2 separate regions of the Homo sapiens genome follow, and region 2 is linked to region 1. The links are chromatin loops, found by intact Hi-C in ENCODE. Cell type or tissue: ascending aorta. All regions are shown on one strand.

Region 1 (5,000 bases):
TCCTCAACTCCATGCTTAGTGGCAAAATATTGGTAGCTTGAAATTGGCCACGATGGTCTTATTTGCACATGAAGATTGGCAAATGCTATAAACCAAGGCTTGATTTATTGTTAGTTAATTGTCTAGACTCAAGAAACTGATGGAGAAATGTCAATAATGCAGATTAAACTTTAAAGCGTGTCATAGTATCTGTGAACAACACAAAAAATTAAAGAACTCTTCTATTATTGACACTTCAATTCAGCAAAGAAGTAGCTCAGGTCATTAACAGACGACACTGACATAGATCTTCGTAGTTTCAATCTTGTCTTATTCATTAATGTAAAGGAAAATGCAACCAGCATTCATGTTAGCCCGACACATAGCAAGCCAGTTGGCCATCACTTACCAGCACCCCACTGTATCTAACCCACTTTGATGTTCCCAGCACCTGGCATTAACCTGAAACAGAGGTGATACTTAGCAAATGTATATTCAAGACAAGATTTGTCAATTTACAAGTACATAAATATATGAAAACATGAACTAATGAATACAAGGAAGCCCAGAATGTCCCTAAACACCATCACTGCCTATTTATTTGGAGGAAAGGTTCAAAAAAGGGTGGAAACTCTGAACTGATACCCATGGAATGTGGAATGACTTTGCCACTGTCCTTTGAGTGTTGCCTGAGCCCCTTTGCCCAGGTCAGTGATCCAGAACAGACAATTCAATAAGTACAGTGTCAAGTTTCCCCAAGGGCATGTGGATGGCCTCTACATAACTTTCAATTAACACGTAATTGGCAAGATTGTTCTAGATTCATGGGGCCTTGGTTGTGTTCCTTTAGTGGTGCATGCGGCTTATATAAGCTGAGTGGGCTGTCTTTGAGAAATGTCCAGACCTTGAAGGGAAAATTTTCCTCTTTTCCATCACTAGCTTGTTTGCTGCAGTGAGGATATTTCTGGTTCTTGGCTGAGTCGGTCTCTCTTTTTGGCCCATGTACCCCTAGGGAATTGCTGCTGCCACAGATGGAAACTAATTGAAGAGTAACCGTAGGCTGGGACTGCAAACCGGGAGGGAGGAGGGCTAGCTGCAGGATGCCTGGCATCTCTATGTATTCTGACTTCAGCACAGTTTCTGAGCTTAAACATTCTGGGAAGTGCTTTACTGAGTGGGGCTGCCCCTGAGGTTTTCTGAGGGCCTTCCCTTACCTGATGTCAGCAAAGGAAATGTCCTGGATATAGTCCCCTAGGATGGCCACTGGTGCTTAGGAGTGTATCCTGGAAGGAAACTGCCTGCCTAGGTTCAAACCAGCGCTCTGGTTTAGAATCCAGGTAACCATGGGGAAATTACTTAACTTCTCTGTCCCTCAGTGTCCTCATTTATAAAATAGGAATAATATCAATGGAACCTATTTTACAGGGCTGTTATAAGGATTAAATGAGATCATTTGAACCCTGCCTGGCACATAATAAAATCTTCAATAAATTGTAGCTAATTTTTGTCTTTGAAGTGAACGTGGAGGAGACATCTAGAAACCAATAAAGACCTGGCTACAAGAAAAACCAATATGAGATTTAGCTTGGGAGAAAGGCTTCTTACAAAGGCTTAACCAAAACTCAGGCCTGGGTTTCCAGGACCGAATTAAGAAAGCCCTTTTTTATCCATGTATCTAATAGAGGGCAGTATGTTGCAGTGAAAACAGCAGGGCCTTTGGAATTAGACAAGACCTGGGTTTTAAACCTGAACTGAGTGACTTTCAGCAAATTGCTTCACTTCTATGAGACTCAGCTTTCAAATCTGTAAAATAGGTGAAACTATAAGAAGGATTTCAAAAGAGAGGATTAAATAAGGTATGGCATTATAATACTGAGCAAAGGGGAACCATGCTTGTTGAAATTGAAAGATCAATTCTAAGCCCTAGAAATTACTGATCCTATGTGGGTGGTGACATTACCCCCACTAAGCAGGCTGATTATAGAGATTAAATGAGGTGATCTATGTACAGACCTTAGCTCTGTGCCCGGCAAAAAGTAGGAACCATAAACAATAACAGCAGTGATTATTGGCATTGTCATTGATTTTTTATGCTATAGGCTACACATATTTTTGTGCTCCTACGCTGTGCCAGGCCCAGTGTTAGGTACGAGGGATACGTAAAGGAATAAGGCTCACATGGCCCCACACTTGGCTGCCTTCCGTTCTAGTTAGGGGCAAGAGAAGGGGATGGGAAACAGAAAGAAAGTAATGTTTTCAGACAACGATATGCTTTTGCATAAAATAAAATGGTATGATGGATTAGAGTGTTGAGGGAGGGGCCTTAGGTCATGTCAGAGGAGGCCGATCTTTGGCTCTGCTCACATAGCCGCAGTGTAAGAATACAGTTCTCAGGTCTTTGTGTCAGTTTGACAACTGCGCGAAGATAGAGGGGAGTCTACATAAGCAGGAACACCCCAGTATCTCCCTGGGCATGGCTGCAAGTCAACAAGCTGAAATCAGTGTGGACAAGATGGACACAACAGCCTCTTCCATGTGTGACCAGGTGACCTGACATAACCTCCGTGATTTCCTTACCTGCATGTGACCAATTCATCCACTAGGTGGCAGTGTTCAATAATAAACAATGACAACATTAACGAGCCTCTGGCCAACACTAATATCGCAGGCAGCCAAAGGACCATTAGCTAAGAACACCAACTACGGTTTTCCTTTCTAATGGGTGTACAGGATTCCAATTCCTGGCTTTGGTATGGTGACAATTTTCTTCTCAATCTCCTTGCATTTTATGTCTGAAATAGATAATGTTTTTAATTGCCATAACCGACCACATATTGTATGCCTGGGGAATGTACAAAGAGCTTTACAAACATTATTGCATTGCATTGCTGTACCAGCTTTGCAGTGAGTCGTACGATTCCCACTTTATAGATGAAGGATCTGAGGATCAGCGAGTAACACTTTGCCTGGATGCACAGCTGGTAAGTAACAGTGCTGGGTTCAAACCTGGTATCGGATGTCAGAGCCTAGCTATTAACCATCATGCTTTCCTGCTATGGATTTTAAGAAGAATTATTATCAAGATAAGTGCATTAGTGCAAAGTAAATTATCTCTGATATTAGGGCATTATATTTGTACTTATAATACTAGCATTCATACTACCAAATGGAGGATTTATGCAGCACTCACCTGGAAGCTGACGCAAAGCAAGCGGGGCCAGCGACACTTCTGCTGATACCTCAGGACAGGGCAGGCATATAGCAGCAGAGTTTTCTGACTATGACTGACAGTTCTGACAAGGTATCTTAGAGGAATGGAGGGCACACTGTCATTATTTTCTTTTTCACGGATTAAAAAAACAAGTCACAGAGAGGGAAAGTTGCTTGCCTGAGGTCCCACTGCAGTTCACCTGAACCACTCTCTGCACTTTCCCATTATCCTGAAAACTGGCTAATCAGAGAAAACCTCAACGTTCTGAACAAGTAAATGATAGTGTGATTCTGGGGAATACCTTCTATGATGTACTGGCAGATAGGGACAAATTATGTGTATGTATAAGAATTCTATAGCTTGAAAAATATTATTATTTTATTTCTGGAGGAAACAAACATATGGCTTAAATTTTCATCTTATATATTTTGAAGGGAGTTGGTGGATGATTTTCTTTTGGGAATCTAAGCCTGATTCTGCCATCAAACTAACTGAGTGACTGTGAGTAAGTTATTCCTCTCTGGGCCTCAATTAAGAGGATGAGATTAAGAAAATATAAACACACAGTTTGTCATGATGTTCTGGTGTGTAGCCCCATCAATTCCATATGTTTAGGTGATGGTATGCTAGAATTGGAAGGAAAGTTAGAGACAAATGGTATATTATCTTCATTTTACAGATGGGAAAACTGAGCCCCAGAGAGGAGTGACTTGTTCACAGTCACCCAAATAATAGATGGCAGGACCAGGCCCAGATTCCCAAAAGAGGACCCTTTGTCAACTCCCTTAAAAATATAGGAGATGCCGGTCAGGTGCGGTGGCTCACACCTGTAATCCCAGCACTTTGGGAGGCGGAGGCAGGTGGATCACGAGGTCAGGAAATCGAGACCATCCTGGCTAACACGGTGAAACCCTGTCTCTACTAAAAATACAAAAACTTAGCCTGGCGTGGTGGCGGGAGCCTGTAGTCCCAGCTACTCGGGAAGCTGAGGCAGGAAAATGGCATGAACCTGGGAGGCAAAGCTTGCAGTGAGCCAAGATCATGCCACTGCACTCCAGTCTGGGTGACAGAGCAAGACTCCGTATAAAAATAAAAATAAAAATAAAAATAAATACAGGAGCTGAGAACTTAAACCAGAAGCTTTTCTAGAGTGGGCTGTTGCGGGCTGGTCCTGCAAGATAAAAAAAATATCCTAAGGTTAAAAAATCTGCGAAGCACCAAGTCAAACTATTTAGCAGGACATGCCAGAAGCGTTAATATGCTAATGTTTATCATAAATCTCCCAAAAGGGAATTAGAGTATTTATATTTTGCCAAAATTGTTTAACCTCAAACTGTTTTTTCATTTTTTTCTTTGACTGTCAGATCTATGAACAGCTCACACAACAGTGTTTAATGGAATGCAACTGGGAAACACCAACTTAATTTTTGTTTTCTCAGTTTTCTGACGTATTTAGCCGTGGAATCTCATGTTTAAGAGGATAATAGGATAAATGTTTTGGGGAGCATACTTAGGAATGGCTTCACTGAGCAATGGACAAGGCAAAACTATCTTTGAACCCCAGTGTCCAGCTGACTTAAGGGCTACATTTGGATGGCCTACATGCCTGGAGAAGGTCAAGTATCATCAGAGGAAATTCAGCCTTGAGAAGGGTAAATTATTCATAATAGAGAGCTGTCTTTGTAAGAACCTTCTGAATGAGACCTGAAAGGTCAAGCTGTTACAATTGTTCTTTTTAGAGGACAACTCCTTTTATACAATATTTGAGAAATTAGCACAGATAGTAAGAGTTTAATACAATGAGTTAGGG
Region 2 (5,000 bases), 140 kb after region 1:
CAGCTAGGTCATATTTTTATTACTGTAGTTATTCCAAGCATGCACATAAGCCCCTATGATATCCTTGGTCCCAAGGATACGGTATTGATTATGACAGAAAAAGTAGCCATACCTTTGTGGACTTAAAATGGGGGAAAAGAATGGGGAAGAAGCAGAAACTTAAGCAGTTTCAATAAAATGTAAGTGCTAACTTTAGTTCAAATATTTATTGAGCACCTGTGATGAGCTAGTGTTCCAGTAAGGTTGAAAACATAAGGTATAGATTCGAAAAGCCAATTAATATAAGTTAGATAGCAAGGTAAAAAACAGATATTCCAGGGCAATAGATGATTTGTTGACAGATGTATGGTGTAGGCAGAAGTGATATGTATGCAGAGAAAGATTAAATTACTGTAAGTTGGAGCCATCTGTGAATGTTCTTGGAGGGAGGGGAATATCAACTGGATCTTTAAGAATGGGGAGGATTTAAATGGATGAGAAGTAATGGCACTAAATGCAATTTTTAAATGGTGTAATTATTAAAGTTGCTGAGTTTTGAAAACGCCACCAGAATGCATTTTAATTGAATTTCTTTATGCTGCACAAAAAGTAAGTTCTAGTTGGTTCATGGATACTGACTTGGTAAATTGGTAGGTGGTAAGTTAGTGTTCTTGTGATTCCAGCAGCTTGTGCAACCTCTGGTTTGTTACATCATGGAAACTGAAGATTATCTTGGGTTAGATTCACAAAGCAAATTTTCCCTTATCCCCCTCCTCCTAAAAAAGCTTATTTTCAGGGTGGTCTCTAAAATGCTAGACTTAGGCTCTCTAAGGTTCTACTTCAGAATAAGGGATCCAAGAAGTTTTGGCCAGCTCCTAATTTAACCTATACCTAGAAGACTCATTTAGATTTAGAAGGCTGTAGGCATGATGGTTGAGAATTTGAATTCAGAATAATCCGATGTCAAGTTTTGTCTCTGCCACCCTTTATTATGTTGGGCAGGATATTTAATTATTCCTAGATCATTTAAAGAGAATGTGTTCAGATTAAATCATGACTGGGGCATTTTTAAAAAAGAAATGCCAAGTACCGAGGAAGTGGCAATGATGATGAGCCTAGAGATGACTGAGACTTTGGGTATTAATCTTTGAATTATTTACCGGATATAAATTTTACAGCTTCTACACTTCTCTACTTTCTTTCAAGTGAAATTCTTCTTATATCTATAACTCATAAGATTCCCCTGGCATGAGATGGATCCTTCATTCCCATAGGCCTGTTCTGAATTGGAGGAGACAACAAAAACTTCAATTATTAATGCTATTAATGCTCTGTCAAGAATATCTTACTACATGTGATACCAACAACAAAAAAAGTGGCATGATAAATGCTTGCTTTCATAGCATGTCATAGCACACTGTCATAGCATGTCACAGTTTGCAAAATACTTTAAAATATAGCACTGCATACTTTAAACTACAGCACTTCCAAAAAGTTAGTGGCTTTCAATCACCTCTTTTTACAGTTAAAGAAACTGAGGCAGAAAAAGTAACTTGACTCAACCAGGTTATCAGCTAATAGGTGGAGGAGCCTAAATTTGAATTCAGTTATTTCAATCCATCCATAAGTATTTCTTTAACCCTTACACTTATAGTCTGTTTGGAAAGAAAAAACACTTATGATACAAATAGAAATGCAAGCAAGTGCAATGATAGAAATGCAAGCAAGTGCAAATTCATGTACCTCAATGTGGTTGTTAATATCTGAAGGGTAAAAGAGTAAAAAGAGATACTTTATTGAGGTAGCCTAAACAAATCAAAGCTTGTTAGGAAAGCAGAATACTAGGAGATACTATGTGTTTTCTTTTTCCAAATAAACATGGAAGTGTGGGCCACTGCACTGTGAGATAACACATCATTTCTGAATGTGTGTCTCCTGCTGAACCAAAGAGGAGAAACAGCTGCTTTCCCAGCACCATGGACAGCTCAGCAACCCTCTGAAGGGTTGTTCCATACACAGCATGAACAAAGTCGTGTCTATGTGATAACGTCGGCTCTGTGAAACCCAGGGGAACTGACCTGACCTTGTAATGTGAGGAACGTAAATTTAAAATATCAGCGGAGTTGCATTAAATGCTTTTTCAGGAGGTTTCATTAATGTCAATAAGTATGAAACATTTAAAATTATTGATTTTTGGCTGGGTGCGGTGGCTCACGCCTGTAATCCCAGAACTTTGGGGAGGCTAAGGCGGGTGGATCACTTGAGGCCAGGAGTTCAAGACAAGCCTGGCCAACATGGTGAAGCCCTGTCTCTACTAAAAACACACACAAAAAATTAGCCAGGTGTGGTGGTGGGCACCTGTAATCCCAGCTACTCAGGAGGCTGAGGTGGAAGAATCATTTGAACCCAGGAGGCAGAGGTTACAGTGAGCCGAGATTGCACCACTGCACTTCAGCCCCATCTCAAAAAAAAAAAAAAAAGTATTGATTCTTGCATTTTTCTCAATTTAGGACTAAGAGAGGCTTAATTAATTATTATGAAGAGTTTTCATACAGTTTTCTTTCTATCTCTGTTAAAGCCCGTTTCAAAAATTACCACTCTACCACAGTGTGTGTCATGAGTCTACTTTTTCTAGTGCATACTCCCTTCCTCTTACCCAATGCTTTCCCCCAAAACTCAACTATTCTATGTATGGCCAACCCTCTTCTGTGATGATAAGAACCAAATGAAAAGCAATAGATGCTAATTCTATAGCTATTGAAGGTACCCTAGGGAGCCAAAGAGCTAACTCACAAATTGGAAATCATATAACATGGCTGCTCTACCAGCAGTATCTGCCCTTATTGGCCTGAAAACTAGAGATGGTCATGAGGAACACAAATTGAGGCAAACTCACTACCAATGTGAACATCTTCCCTGTGATTCTTTCCATGTCATGAATCTCCATCTGATTTTTAAGGCTGGGTTGGGAGGATGAGACTGACTCTATGTTCTAGGCTTTTGGAATAGAAATAGCCTCATGTTCAATAAGCTTTCTGCTCTTCAGTAAATTATGTTGCCATCAGATTTGACATAATTACATATATACATTTCAAATCCTACTTTGTGTAGCTTCCTGTGACATCTGATAGAGGGGAATTTGTGGCTTAGCTGCTTATAAGTGAAGAAGATGACAGTGGAAACCTGTTGGGAGAGCACTTGGTGTTTGTACCTGCATTCACTTTGCATGCACATCTACTACCAGGGATCCAGGAGGGAAATGGAGTGCTACCCCTAAGCTTTCAGATGGTACTTGCTGACTTGTAAGCAAGGACCATTACAGCATAAGTTTGGTTGAGCCAACTTTTCTTTTTCAAATTAACTTGAAATGAGGCAAACAGGGACTTCTGTTTGGCTATGTTTTGCAAAAATCACTGTTAACACACAGGTGGGCTACTAAGGGCTGTTATTTTTTCAAGTTATTAAAAGGAAAATTCAGAAAGTTAGGGAGAAGAATTATTTTATACTTCTGCTTGAGAAGAACAACATATGTTTGTCATGGATGATTGAATCCATTTCCAAGATTTTAAACTTTAAAGTGGACGTGGCACTATGACATTAGGAATGAGGTTACCAGATAATTTTTAAGTTAATTCTCGAAATTAAACTACTTGGAAAATCTGTTCTTCCCATCTCAGTGCACGTTCTGCTCGTTATGTGGTGTGCCGTCTAAGTAAACTCTGGGCCAGGTGCAGTGGCTCACGCCTGTAATCCCAGCAATTTGAGAGGCCGAGGAGGGCAGATCACGAGGTCAGGAGATCAAGACCATCCTGGCTAACATGGTGAAACCCCGTCTCTATCAAAAATAAAAAAAATTAGGCGGGCCTTGTGGTGGGCGCCTGTAGTCCCAGCTACTCAGGAGGCTGAGGCAGGAGAATGGAGTGAACCTGGGAGGTGGAGGTTGCAGTGAGTCGAGATCATGCCACTGCACTCCAGCCTGGGCGACAGAGCAAGACTCCATCTCAAAAAAAAGAAGAAGAAGAAGAAGTAAACTCTGGCCACAGAGCAAGTCCACCATAGGTAGTGATATGCAGGCTGTCAGATGAAATCTCCAGATTGAAACCAGAACAGGGGGCTGAGCTCCAAACTGGAGAAGAAGCATGTGTAACCTTTTGGTTCACATGGAGGGAGTGTCTCCAAACAGTCCCTTTTGCCAAAAGACTCAGCTTTCCTTAAATATAAAGAAAAACAAAAGTCTTTTTTTCTCAAGGATGTAAGAATGATGTTTGCAATTTGCTCACTTCTTCCTACAAGTTCTAAATTTGGGGACTGCATTGCTTTTAGTTTTAAGGAGGTTATATAAATCTAGATGACAAAGGCACGGAAAGACTTATCTTGGTGCTTTAGTGGTGATAAAAGAAGCTTATTTCTTCATTTAGCAAATGTTTACTGAATATCTACTATGTATCAATCACTGTTTCATGTGTTGGTCATAAAGAAGTGAGCAAGATCAAGATTTCTCTCTTTTCTAATAATAATCTGTGGGAGGAAGAACCCACAAAGCAAATGAGAATTTTATATGTTGATAAATGGTATGGAGAGATTAGGACAAGTTAAGGATATAGAGAGTGGGTGGTAAACAAATATATTAGATGGAGAAGTATTCTTGACAGGACAACCTAAAAAGCAAAAAAAAAAAAAAAACCAAAAATGAAGAAAATTTAGGGAATGAGGACTTCCTGGAGAGAAAATAGTAAATGCAAAGGCCCTGGAGCAGTAATGAATGTGGAGAGTATGAGAAACAGAAGACCAGTGCAACCTGAGTATGATGACTGAAACAGACAACAGTGGTATGAGAGTTAGGCAGGATCCAGACCATATGGAGGCTTGGAGGCCATGAAAAGATGGGTGATTTTATTTGGAGAGCAAGGAGAAGTCACTGGAGGGCTTAGAAGCAAGAAAATGATGTAATCTGAGTTATGCTTTCCAGAAGATCGCTCTTTCAAATGTTCATCCTCATTTGCAAGGCTCTGCTCTAAATT

What was found. Peaks named below come from ENCODE experiments on the same cell type or tissue, not always from the same donor. Only the 100,000 strongest peaks of a DNase experiment are listed, where the experiment ranks them.
Region 2: it touches region 1 in a loop (2.6-fold over the local background); 5 of 110 quality-filtered maps call a loop at or near these places.

What each region holds. Positions count from the first base shown.
Region 1 is chr5:146,963,820-146,968,819 of GRCh38, reverse strand. It overlaps a transcript of PPP2R2B not described here. Among named protein-coding and RNA genes, the nearest start is that of PPP2R2B-IT1, 47 kb to the right of the region's middle. In ascending aorta, a CTCF peak has its summit at 2,578 (motif pointing right); DNase peaks (open chromatin) are centred at 989 and 2,569; H3K27ac peaks cover 943 bases.
Region 2 is chr5:146,822,198-146,827,197 of GRCh38, reverse strand. The region is part of intron 2 of PPP2R2B (protein phosphatase 2 regulatory subunit Bbeta); the gene reads left to right. Among named protein-coding and RNA genes, the nearest start is that of PPP2R2B, 54 kb to the left of the region's middle. RefSeq lists a silencer at 1,875-2,075. In ascending aorta, no CTCF peak of the experiment used is centred here; a DNase peak (open chromatin) is centred at 1,954.